Linked DNA regions of Mus musculus: region 1 is linked to region 2. The links are chromatin loops, found by intact Hi-C in ENCODE. Cell type or tissue: left cerebral cortex. All regions are shown on one strand. Each heading gives the region's core, and the rest is flanking DNA. Links, peaks and the distances in the headings are about the cores only.

The links. Hi-C counts contacts between places; a loop is a spot of excess contacts. Peaks named below come from ENCODE experiments on the same cell type or tissue, not always from the same donor. Only the 100,000 strongest peaks of a DNase experiment are listed, where the experiment ranks them.
Region 1: a loop joins it to region 2, with 2.9 times the contacts of the local background. A loop is called at or near these places in 4 of 42 quality-filtered maps.

Annotation. Positions count from the first base shown.
Region 1 is chr3:73,132,163-73,137,548 of GRCm38, forward strand. The region is part of intron 1 of Gm20754 (predicted gene, 20754); the gene reads left to right. Among named protein-coding and RNA genes, the nearest start is that of Gm20754, 69 kb to the left of the region's middle. In left cerebral cortex, for the core only: a CTCF peak has its summit at 2,324 (motif pointing right); a DNase peak (open chromatin) is centred at 2,315.
Region 2 is chr3:73,392,584-73,397,969 of GRCm38, forward strand. All of the region lies in intron 2 of Gm20754 (predicted gene, 20754), which reads left to right. The region is part of intron 2 of 4930509J09Rik (RIKEN cDNA 4930509J09 gene); the gene reads right to left. Among named protein-coding and RNA genes, the nearest start is that of 4930509J09Rik, 86 kb to the right of the region's middle. In left cerebral cortex, for the core only: no CTCF peak of the experiment used is centred there; DNase peaks (open chromatin) are centred at 2,693, 3,009 and 3,590; H3K27ac peaks cover 1,164 bases.

The DNA of each region.
Region 1 (5,386 bases), core at 144-5,143, 260 kb before region 2:
TCCATATGTCAGTATTTCTTAAACTCTAGTTAATTCTCTTAAGGCAGAAAAGAAGCATTTCAAATGAATACTTTTGGCTAGAAGGCTCTCTTAAAGCTTGAATTGATAAGAATCTTAAAAATCATGAAATATAGTCTGAGTATATTGCCAAGTGGTCTTGCTGTGTGCTTATTGCATGCATAGTCTCAGTTCCCACCAAACAAACAAACAAACAAACAAACAAAAACAGGAGGGCTGGGTAAGTTTCATTTGTACAATTGTTCCCTTAACAAAAACAAATATTAAGTATAATTTTATGCTAGATATTTGTTAAATTCAGACGCAAAGATAAAATATGTATACAAATGTATAAAATATTTACTTACACAACATATAGATATGTAACAATATATTAGAACTTTATTTGTGTAGATGTTTTGCTTACAAATATGTCTGTGCACCACATTTGTACTCAGTGCCCAAGAAGGCCACAAGAGGGTTTTTTTTTTAGAGGCCCTGGGATTGGCATTACAGTTAGTTGTAGCTATCCCATGAGAGTGCTGGGAAGCAATCCCAGATCTTCTAGAAAAGCAAAGAGTCCTCTTCACCACTGAACAATATCTCTATCCCTGAATAAAATGTTTTTGGCTCCTGAAGTGTGTGGGAAAATGATACTAAGTATTTCAAGTTCATAAATAAAGTTCTAAAATCGCTTTGGTAGAAATATGCCTTCTATAATAAGGAAGTGAATCCTACTTGGCATGTAATTTAGTCTCAGATTAGCAGTTAAAATCACTAGTAATGATGGTAATAATAATAACAGTAATAACAATAATAACATTACAGACTTTATTTCTTGAGGGAATCTATACAATGACCAGATGTTTGAGGCCAACCCAAGATGAGATGACAGATAGAGAGATGCAGCTGCTGCAGATACAAAAAAAAAAAATGTATACCCTTGATTTTCTCAATGAACTACCTCTAAAGTATAAAACAATGCCATAATGCTTTTGTGTCCTTGGTAGTATTAATTTATCTCTAAAATATTGAATACACTTGCTAGAATAAAGTTCTTAAACTGTAAGGGACATTAAAATAAGCTTAAGGTCTTGATACAACATGGACTCACTTACCTTCAGTTCTTCCTTTCCTAGATTTTATTTTATTCAAAAGATATGTAATTGGGAAGTGGGATCCCAAATTACATTTCTTTCTTTCTTTGGTTTTTTTAAAAAATAGAATCTCTTCCTCTATGTATCACAGGCCAGGTATTGGGCTTATTGTCTTCCTGCCTCAGCTCCAGAAGTGATCTGATTATCAGTACGAACTACCAAGCTCAGTGAAAAGTTTCAATCTCCAAGAAGTCCCTGATGATACTGGTCCTGATACTCACACCACACTGTAAGAACTACTGTTCTTAAAGAATATATGAGAATACATTTCGGGTGAGCTAGGTTTAGATCATTGCTTTAATATGGTATGTTGTCTTTGTGAATCAACTCACCTATAAATGAGAGAGTTTCAGATACATTTTAGTTCATTTTCTGTTCATATAAGAGACTACCACTGGACTATTAATTCACAACCAACAGAGTTTTATTTCCCCAAGTTAAAAAGTCTGGGAAGTCCAGTATATACTCACCAGCTCTTGTGATAGATACTTCTATGATCAGGATATGATGGGAGGCTCATAACCATAAGATAAATCCAGGTGTCCTTCTATAAAGCCATTAGCTGCACCATGCAGACACCACTTGCATGAATACCTCCACCTCTACATCACCTCCCAAGGGCTCTTCTCCAAATATTATCAACAAGGGATTTTAAATATCACATCCCCAAAACAAGAACTTTGTGGGGAACATATTCAGCTTATAAGAGATTGGATGATACCTGTGATAAAGATGTATGAATAACTTAACCTAAACATGAGTTCCTCAAACTGAAAATACTCTCAGTTTCTAAATGTCAGCACCCATTAACCAACGAAAAGTCCAGTAGGCAGTCTCACTCATTTTCGGTTGGCTTCAGTTTGTAAACCATGGTTCTTCCTTTTGGAATCTGGTCACGACATCCAGCATCTGCAAGATATGTTTCAGTGTTCTGGCTCAGGTCTTGTCCGGGAAATGATTTCCGATATGTAAATGAAATGTAATGATTTTTCCCTATTATAGTTTCACTGAAGTCCTAATAATGTACCCAGATGTCTTTGTTTCCACATAGCTGCTTGCTAGCCAAGGTTTCACGTTTTCTAACATCTCTAGCTTTCCTTGATCTATCCCAAATTTGGCCATTCACAGGATTTATACTTCAAAACACGCACTGACGGTTGCGCCAGTGGAGGGCGCTGTTGACCTGCGAATTATGAACGCCGGTGTTCTTTGGGAACAGTTGGCACTGCAGGTGAAGAACTAGTTTCAAAACATTTTTGCCCTATTGGTTTTCACTGAGCTAAGCTGCTTATTTTGCTTCGAATAGAAGTTTACTTTATGAAACCATTGCCCCAGTGGCTTCTGCTCCTTACTGAGTGACTGGTAAAAGACAGGACTAAAAGAAAACAAACAAACAAACAAACAAACAGAAAACCGAATGTTGTGAACAGTTCCTTAGGCAGCAAATGTTAACACCTGGAGGGGATACATTCTCTTTGGTAAGATAAGTATAATTTAAATGAGTACTTCTGCATCCATGAATGTTTATCACCCAAGTCACATTTTCTTTGCAGTTCCACAGTTGATGATTATTTATTCTAATAGATTAAGTAGATTTAAAGTGATTAAATATAGTGCTGACTATAGGACTAATGAATAATACCAGAAATCTGGGAGGCTGTGTATGAGAAGAAAGCAGGGGAAAAAAATCAAGAATATGCAGAATACATTTAACCTTTCAGAATGAAAATTTACAAATCTGCTACCTATGTTTATTTCTTTCTATACTACAATATGCACCGCCTCCAATAACCTTAAAATGAAAGCAAATAACATCCACTGCCATTATAGTACTTTTATGTAAACAAACAGAAAATCATGTTAGCTCTATAAGTATTTTGATTGGGGTTTTTCTATTCATACTTGACTTTTTTTTCCTTTGATTTTTTTTTTTAAAGGAAAGTGTGAAACTCTTGCAGGGCAATGTTTACTTTCCCAGGCTTTGGCTCCCTTTACCCACTAAAATATTAAGAGCAGGACATCTCATTTGCATGTGCCTTAAGGAACAGATTAGCTTGCTGTAAGATACATCTTCAGGCTTTGAAATTATCTCAGGAAGTCAGAGATATCACTAAAGATTTTATGTCAGGTAAACATGTAGTTCTAGCTTATTAACATTTCATCCAAGGGAAGCAGAAATTAATATGATTTCCTTAACATCGAATCTATAACAAAAATCATTATATTCTTAAGCCTATTCAATCTCAATTATCCTTTGTCCTCATAAAGAACTTGAAAAGAACAACCTTTCCTGTTGTGCTTAGCTTGGCTTGGCTTTTCCTTAGAGATGGAATGTTTCTACATCCCAGAATGCCTTCTGATCTATAAACTCTTATGCCTTCAGTTTTCCTGGTGCTGGGACTGAAGGTCTGTGCCTTCATGCCTAGATTGTTCAACATTTTAAAATTACATTAAGGTGACAGAGAGATGGACAATGGTCAAGAGTGCTTGCTGCTCTTGTAGAGGACTGAAGCTCAGTTTCTAGCACCCAGGTGGGGGTCAGGAAGTTCACTACCTATAGCTCCAGATTCAAGAGATAAAATGACCTCCATTTCCTTCCTTTGGGAACACACACACATATTCACAGGACAGCTCACACACAGATAGCATACACACACATACACATATATGTACACACACATATATATACATGCACACACACATACATACACACACACACATACATATATATGTACACACACACACACACAAACACACACATAAATACACAATGACATCATGCACATACACATATAGGAACCACACACCCATACATACAAACATAGATACACACAAACACATATATACAGCTACACGTATAACAACACATACACAAAGATACACACACACACACACCTACACACATACAAGGTCACACACCCACAAAAGAGAAAACACATATACACAGAGAGACAACACACACAGAAATGTGTAAACGAAAACAAAATATACATATAATAAATATATTAACTTTATGCCTTTAAGATTACAGCTCCATAGTTCCTTTTCTATTCTATTTAAATTTCTTTTTATTTTTTATTAATCTATCCATTTACTCAGTTTACATCCCAATCACAGCCCTGCTCTTCTCCTGGTCCCCCCCACCCCACCCCCCCACAGCTCCTCCTCCCCTCTCCCTCCCCTTTCTTCTCTGAGAAGAAGGAGGCCCTCCCCAGGCATCAACCTACTGTGGCTCATCACATTAATTGCAGGACCAGGCACATACACTCCAACTGAGGCCAGACAAGGCGGTACAGGTAGGGCAATGGGATTCATAGGTAGGCAACAGAGTCAGGGAGTGTTCCTGCTGCATTTTGGTGGACCCACAAGAACACCAAAGTGCATATTTGGTGCATATGTGCAGGTGACCTAGGTCTAGCCCATGTGCAGTGTAAATTATTAAAAATCCACTCTGTGCTCCAGTTGGGTGTGAGTGTGGCTCTGCACCCACCCAAGAGCTCTTGATTCACAAAAAAAGACACACACACACACACACACACACACACACACACACACACACACACACACTGGCTTCTTTATGATAAACTAGCTCAATGACTGGGTACTTCTGAATCTCCCCGTGGCTAGGCACACACTCCCTTCCGACATTCCTGAGTTAACACTTATAAAATCTATATTTTATCTTTGCTTCCCTGGCTCCTTCTGGGCCTTCCCCTTACCTTTGTTGACCTAGACTTTTCTGGACAGCCCTTCTGGGAGCCATTTTCCCTCTTGTAGCTACATTTCATCCATCTCTCTACACCCTTCTCATTTTGGAATCCCTTCCTGTTCTCCTGTGTTTCTTGCCTGGGATCCTAAAAGTCACGCCTCTGTCTCCCTGCTCAGCCATTGGCTGCTGGCACCTTTATTTCCAAAGCAAACCCAATTGGGGGAGGGACCTGCTTCATCTTACAAAGCAGATGTGGTAACTCCCATATAATTTGGGAATCTGTTAAGTCAATTCCACAACACCCAAGTTTGCTCATTGGTTGTTGGTTACGTTTCTGGTCTTTGCTGAGATCCTAAGCTATTTTCCCAATACAGGCATCTCTTTCCATTAGCCAAGACAGCAATGTTTGGGCTGCAAGTCCTAAGAGTCTTAGCCCAGATGCTTCAGTGGCCCCAAGTAGCTCTTGGGCCCCCCAGTATGTCTACCCTTCAAAATGATAGATGTTGGAAACCCAGACCACCAT
Region 2 (5,386 bases), core at 77-5,076:
AGAGCATACCATAGAGACGTACATGAAAATGCAGGGACAAAATGGAACATAGGCTGAAGCAAAGGACATCCAGAGATCGCCCCATCTATGGATGCATTGCATACACAGACACCAAACCCCAACACTGTTGCTGAGGCCAAGATATGCTTGCAGACACGAACAGGCTCAGAGGTACGCCTGTCCTCTGAGAGGCTTTGATAGCACCTGACTAAGGCAGATGCACATACTCACAGCCAACCATTGGACTGAGCCCAGGGACCCCAATGGAAGAATTAGGGGAAGGAATGAAGGAGCTGAAGGGGATTGCATCCCCATAGGAAGAAAATAAGTATAAATCAACTGGACAACTTAGAGTTCCCAGGGACTAAGCCACCAACCAAAGATCATATATGGGCCTGTTCATGGCTCCCACTACATATGTAGCAGAGGACTACCTCATCAGTTGAAGGGAGGCACTTGGTCCTGTGGATGGTTAAAGTCCCAGAGATGGGGGTTGCTAAAGGGAAGGAATGGAAGTAGAAGCACCCGTTTAGAGGAAAAGGGGAGGGGAAGAGCTAGGGGGTTCATGGAGTGGAGATAAGAAATTGGTATAAAATTTGAAATGTAATCAAACAAAATGATTAATTACAAATAAAGAACATGGGCACAGAATCAAATGATCAGGACTCATGGAAACTTGCAGAGCTCAGAGAGCCTGTAGGAGTCTAACACAGAACCTCTGCATATATGCGATGGCTAAGTAGCTTGGTGTTTTTGTACAAATCCTAAGAGTTGGAGTAAAGGACGGTCTCTGACTCTTTTGTTTACTTATAGGGCCCTTTCCTGTTACTGGGTTGTCTTGTACAGTCCGAATGTGATAGTATATGCCTTATTTCAGTTTGTTATGATGTTTGGTTGATGTCTATGAAAGGCATTCTCTTTTCTGAGGGGAGTTTGAGGTAGAGGTAGGGGTTTAGGAAGGGAGGGTGGGTGTTGAGCTGGGGGAAGAAGAGGTAGGGGTTATAGAGGCTAGGGAAAGGGGAGTGAGGGGAAACTGGGCTTGGAATACAATGTATGAGAGAAGAATGAAAAAAAAAGAATTTATTATGAGGTAGATTGTGCTATTTATGTGAAAAACTTAAAAGTAGATGTTAAAATGTCAGATTCCCTCTCATAGACCTTAAATTCTAGTATAATTAAAAGGAACCCAGATGTCCCTCAACAGAGGAATGGATACAGAAAATGTGGAACATTTACAAAATGGAATACTACTCAGCTATTAAAAACAATGAATTTATGAAATTCTTGGGCAAATGGATGTATCTGTAGGATATCATCCTGAGTAAGATAACCCAATCACAAAAGAAGTCACTTGATATGTACTCACTGATAAGTGGATATTAGCCCAGAAACTTAGAATAGCCAAGATACAATTTGCAAAACACAAGAAAATCAAGAAGAAGGAAGACCAGCATGTGGACACTTCATTCCTCCTTAAAATAGGGAACAAAATACCCATGGAAGAAGTTACAGAGACAAAGTTTGGAGCTGAGACAAAAAGATGCACCATGCAGAGATTACCCCACCCAGGGATCCATTGCATAATCAGCCACCAAACGCAGACATTATTGCACATGCCAGCAAGATTTTGCTGAAAGGATCCTGATATAGATGTCTCCTCTGATGCTATGTCAGTGCCTGGCAAATACAGAAGTGGAACCTCACAGTCATCTATTGGATGGAACACAGGGCCCCAAATGGAGGAGCTAGAGAAAGTACCCAAGGAGCTAAAGGGGTCTGCAACCCAATAGGTGGAACAACAATATGAACTAACCAGTACCCCTGGAGCTCGTGTCTCTAGCTGCATATGTATCAGAAGATGGCCTAGTTGACCATCATTGGGAAGAGAGGCCCCTTGATCTTGTAAATTTTATATGCCCCTGTACAGGGGAACGCCAGTGCCAAGAAATAGGAGTGGGTGGATAGGAAAGAAGGGTGGCAGGGGGTGGGGGTAATAGGGGATTTTTGGGATAGCATTTTAAATTTAAATGAAGAAAATATCTAATAAAAAATTGAAAAAATAAACTATCCAATATCTTTTAAGATAAAAAATTAAAAATAAAAGAAAAGAACATGTTAATCAAACTTTTAAAAAGGGGTTGCGCAAGAATGAGTACTTTGAATACAATACAATAGAAAGCTGCAAAATGAAATAGACACATATAGATACTATGTTAGGGGGAATGAATGGATGAGTAAACAAAAACAGTTTTCTGAGATTATGTAAACAAATCTGAATGGCATGAGTAAGTAGCTACTAGACAACCATGTGGATGGGTAAGAGTTTCAAGACAGTAGAATAGCAAGTATTCACGCTCTGATGAAGAAATCTAACCAGTGTCCTTGAGCAGTAGGTACCATTGGGATAAGTAAAGAAAACTAAAACAAAACAAAACAAAACAAAACAAAACAAACAAAACAAAACAAAAAGATTAATGACTTAGATGCTGTAGTAAGGATAGAGGAATCATTTCAAGTGTGGTGTAAATCACTTGAAGATTATGAACAGGAGAAACATTTTGTTGTATGATATAGAAGTCAAGAAACTGTAATTAAAGCTTTTACCTGGTGACTCACAGTATGTGACGCAAGAGAAAGTATTTATGTTTCACCAGAAGGAGGCTCTCCCTGGAGGAATGTTAGCATCACAAGGGCAAGTAATATAATCTGAAGGGATCAATCTGGGTACTTTACTCTGCCTAGCAGTGGAAATAGTTATATGCTCTTGAAGAGAGAGAGAGGAAATGTGATTGGAACTTCTTAACCCTGAGTAATAAAATGAATGATCATGCCGTTTAAAAAAATTGAAAGAGGGTACATTCAAATGCAAGAATGTTTGAGTGGAGAACATGTGTCGAAGGAAGAAACTGGAGCTCGGAGTTTAAGAGATCCTGGAGTAGAGATGATTGGGGTTTTTAACTGGGTCAGACAAGCTAATCTGGGATCATGTTTTCAAGAGTGTTTTACCTTAAATAGTTCCACGGGGTTCCTAAGGTTTTGTATTCAGATAAGAAAGGCAAGGCTGAAGCTGGTCATTTTCCTTTAAGCTCCAAAAGAATAGTGCCTGGGGAGGGAGATGCCGTGCTGTGTGTATGTACTCATATTGCTGGTTCAGCTTGCTGGTGTGAAGTAGTAGGTAGAGCTTTGCAATAAGGAACCTCAAAACACAGAAGAGTATATGGAAATAGGAATTTATTTTCACTGATTATTTTTTAATGGACAGGTGAGTATTAGGAATGAAATGTTAGAGAGTTTTTCCTAAAACAAAACCTTCACCAGAACAAGCAGAGCTGTACAACGTCCTCACTGGTCCTACCTCCTGCCAGATGCTAGCTGTTCTTCTAAGAGGCTGCCGACCATGATCAGCTCTAGTTTTGATGGGTCTGTTAAAAATAGCCCTTAGCTAGACACATGCCATCCATCAGAAATAAGTGGATCGCTCAGCACCTTCTTCCTGTGCCTGTCTTCTCTTTCCTGGGTGCTCGTCCAGATACTGATGGGTCTTTGGCCCTTGCTTGTAGGTATAATACTGATCTTTGCCCAGAAAAGAAGGTAATGATCCCAGGAACATGATATGCAAGCCAGGCATATATTTATCATTTCAAGATTGTGCTTCTATTACTAAAAATAGATGTGTTGCATTGAGCCTCCATGCTGTGCCAAGCTCTTACAAAACACACTCCTGATCTTATCTCAGTTAATCCTGGCAACATCGGAATGAGACAAGGAAAAGCTGTGTTATTCCATTTTTTTTTACGTTAAATAAGTTTAACTGTAAAGAAATTAAACAAATTGCTCAATCAAATAGCAGAATACTAAAGATTCAGACATATGCTTCCTGCCTCTAATGTCTGGCCTCACGTACTGCATAAAATTTCTTCCTTGAACTTAAGAGAGGCTTAGAGAATTCTTTCTTACAAACTTCTGGGAGTCTGTGGCTGGTACTTTGAAACTGAACTCTGCTGTTGCTCCTAGATACTTTGAAATCTTAAAAGAAAGAGGAGAACTCACAGTAAGTCTTGTGATATTTCAAAGGAAGTGAAAAGATTTTGTTTCTAAATAGAAGTAACGGATATATCTTTAGAAAAAAATCCTTTTATTCTAGAAAAAAAAATCACTTAAATGGGCTATATAACTGGGAAGAGAAAGCAGATTCTTATATCAGAAAAGCTATTTTAGACTCTTAACTGTAAGAGGAGGCAAAAAGGCTTTGTATAAGAATGGCAGTATAGTCACTGTATAACATCTTTAGAGACAGACATTAAAGCTTGTTGCTCTTGTTGATAGGTTTTGGTGTGGCTGTTCTAGAAAACCACAGCCTGTTATTCAGAGAATTCTAAGTCCTTGAGATGAGAAATTAGAAGCTGGATGTCAAAAGGCAAAGAGTGGTTTTCCTGAGAGTCCTTTCAAGACCCTGAAAGATTTACATTTCTGGTAATCTAATTGGGACAGAAGATGGGTGATATGTGAGTCAAAACTGCAAAGAAGTTCAGTTCAACAGTAACACAGAGCTACAGAAGCATGCATGTGCTGATATACAACCACATACCACGTAAAGACAGGTAACCTGGATACAGAGAAAACTCAAAATAAAACGTAATGGAAAAAGCTGAGGAAGAAAATAAGTCTGTATAGAGTCTCCTACAAGAAGCTGCTAGAAGCCACTGCCAGTTACTGTCAGGCTGCAATGCACTAAATGCATCAGAATTGGGCCATTGAAAAGAGCCAGTTAGATATTCTCCCTACTGGACATGGGCACAATGGAAGCAGTGAGCTGGAGAGTGACTGGCAAGACACCAGAGATATGATCAACTCTGGATGCAAGATGAACAGTTAGACAGAGAAAAGGTACAGGTTGTCTTTGTGAGGTTAGTAAGCCCTTAAAAAAACAACAACAACAACAAAAACAAAAGAAATACAAAGAGGAAAAGGAGGAGTAATTATAACTAACATGAGTCTGTGCTTCAAAGATTCTAAAGATTATCCAGAAGATTCTTTTCAGATTTTTTTCTCAAAAATTTAAATAGAAAGATACAAAATCCACACACACACACACACAAACACAAAACAAAAACAAAAACCAGTCAACCAACAAACAAAAAACCCAATATCTTTTCTATTTAAAAATAAGATCTCACTACAACTCAGTTCTTCCATGTTCACGGAGGAGGCATAATTGATACTATGGAATTATTATACTACCCAATATAGTCTACAGTAATCCTAGAATTACTATGGAATCATTAAGACTCTTCTTCACCAAAATGAAGAAATAAACAAAAATCTTAAAGAGAAAGTGGAATTTTGGAGACAATAATACTACAATCATTAATCTTCAGAGCCATAG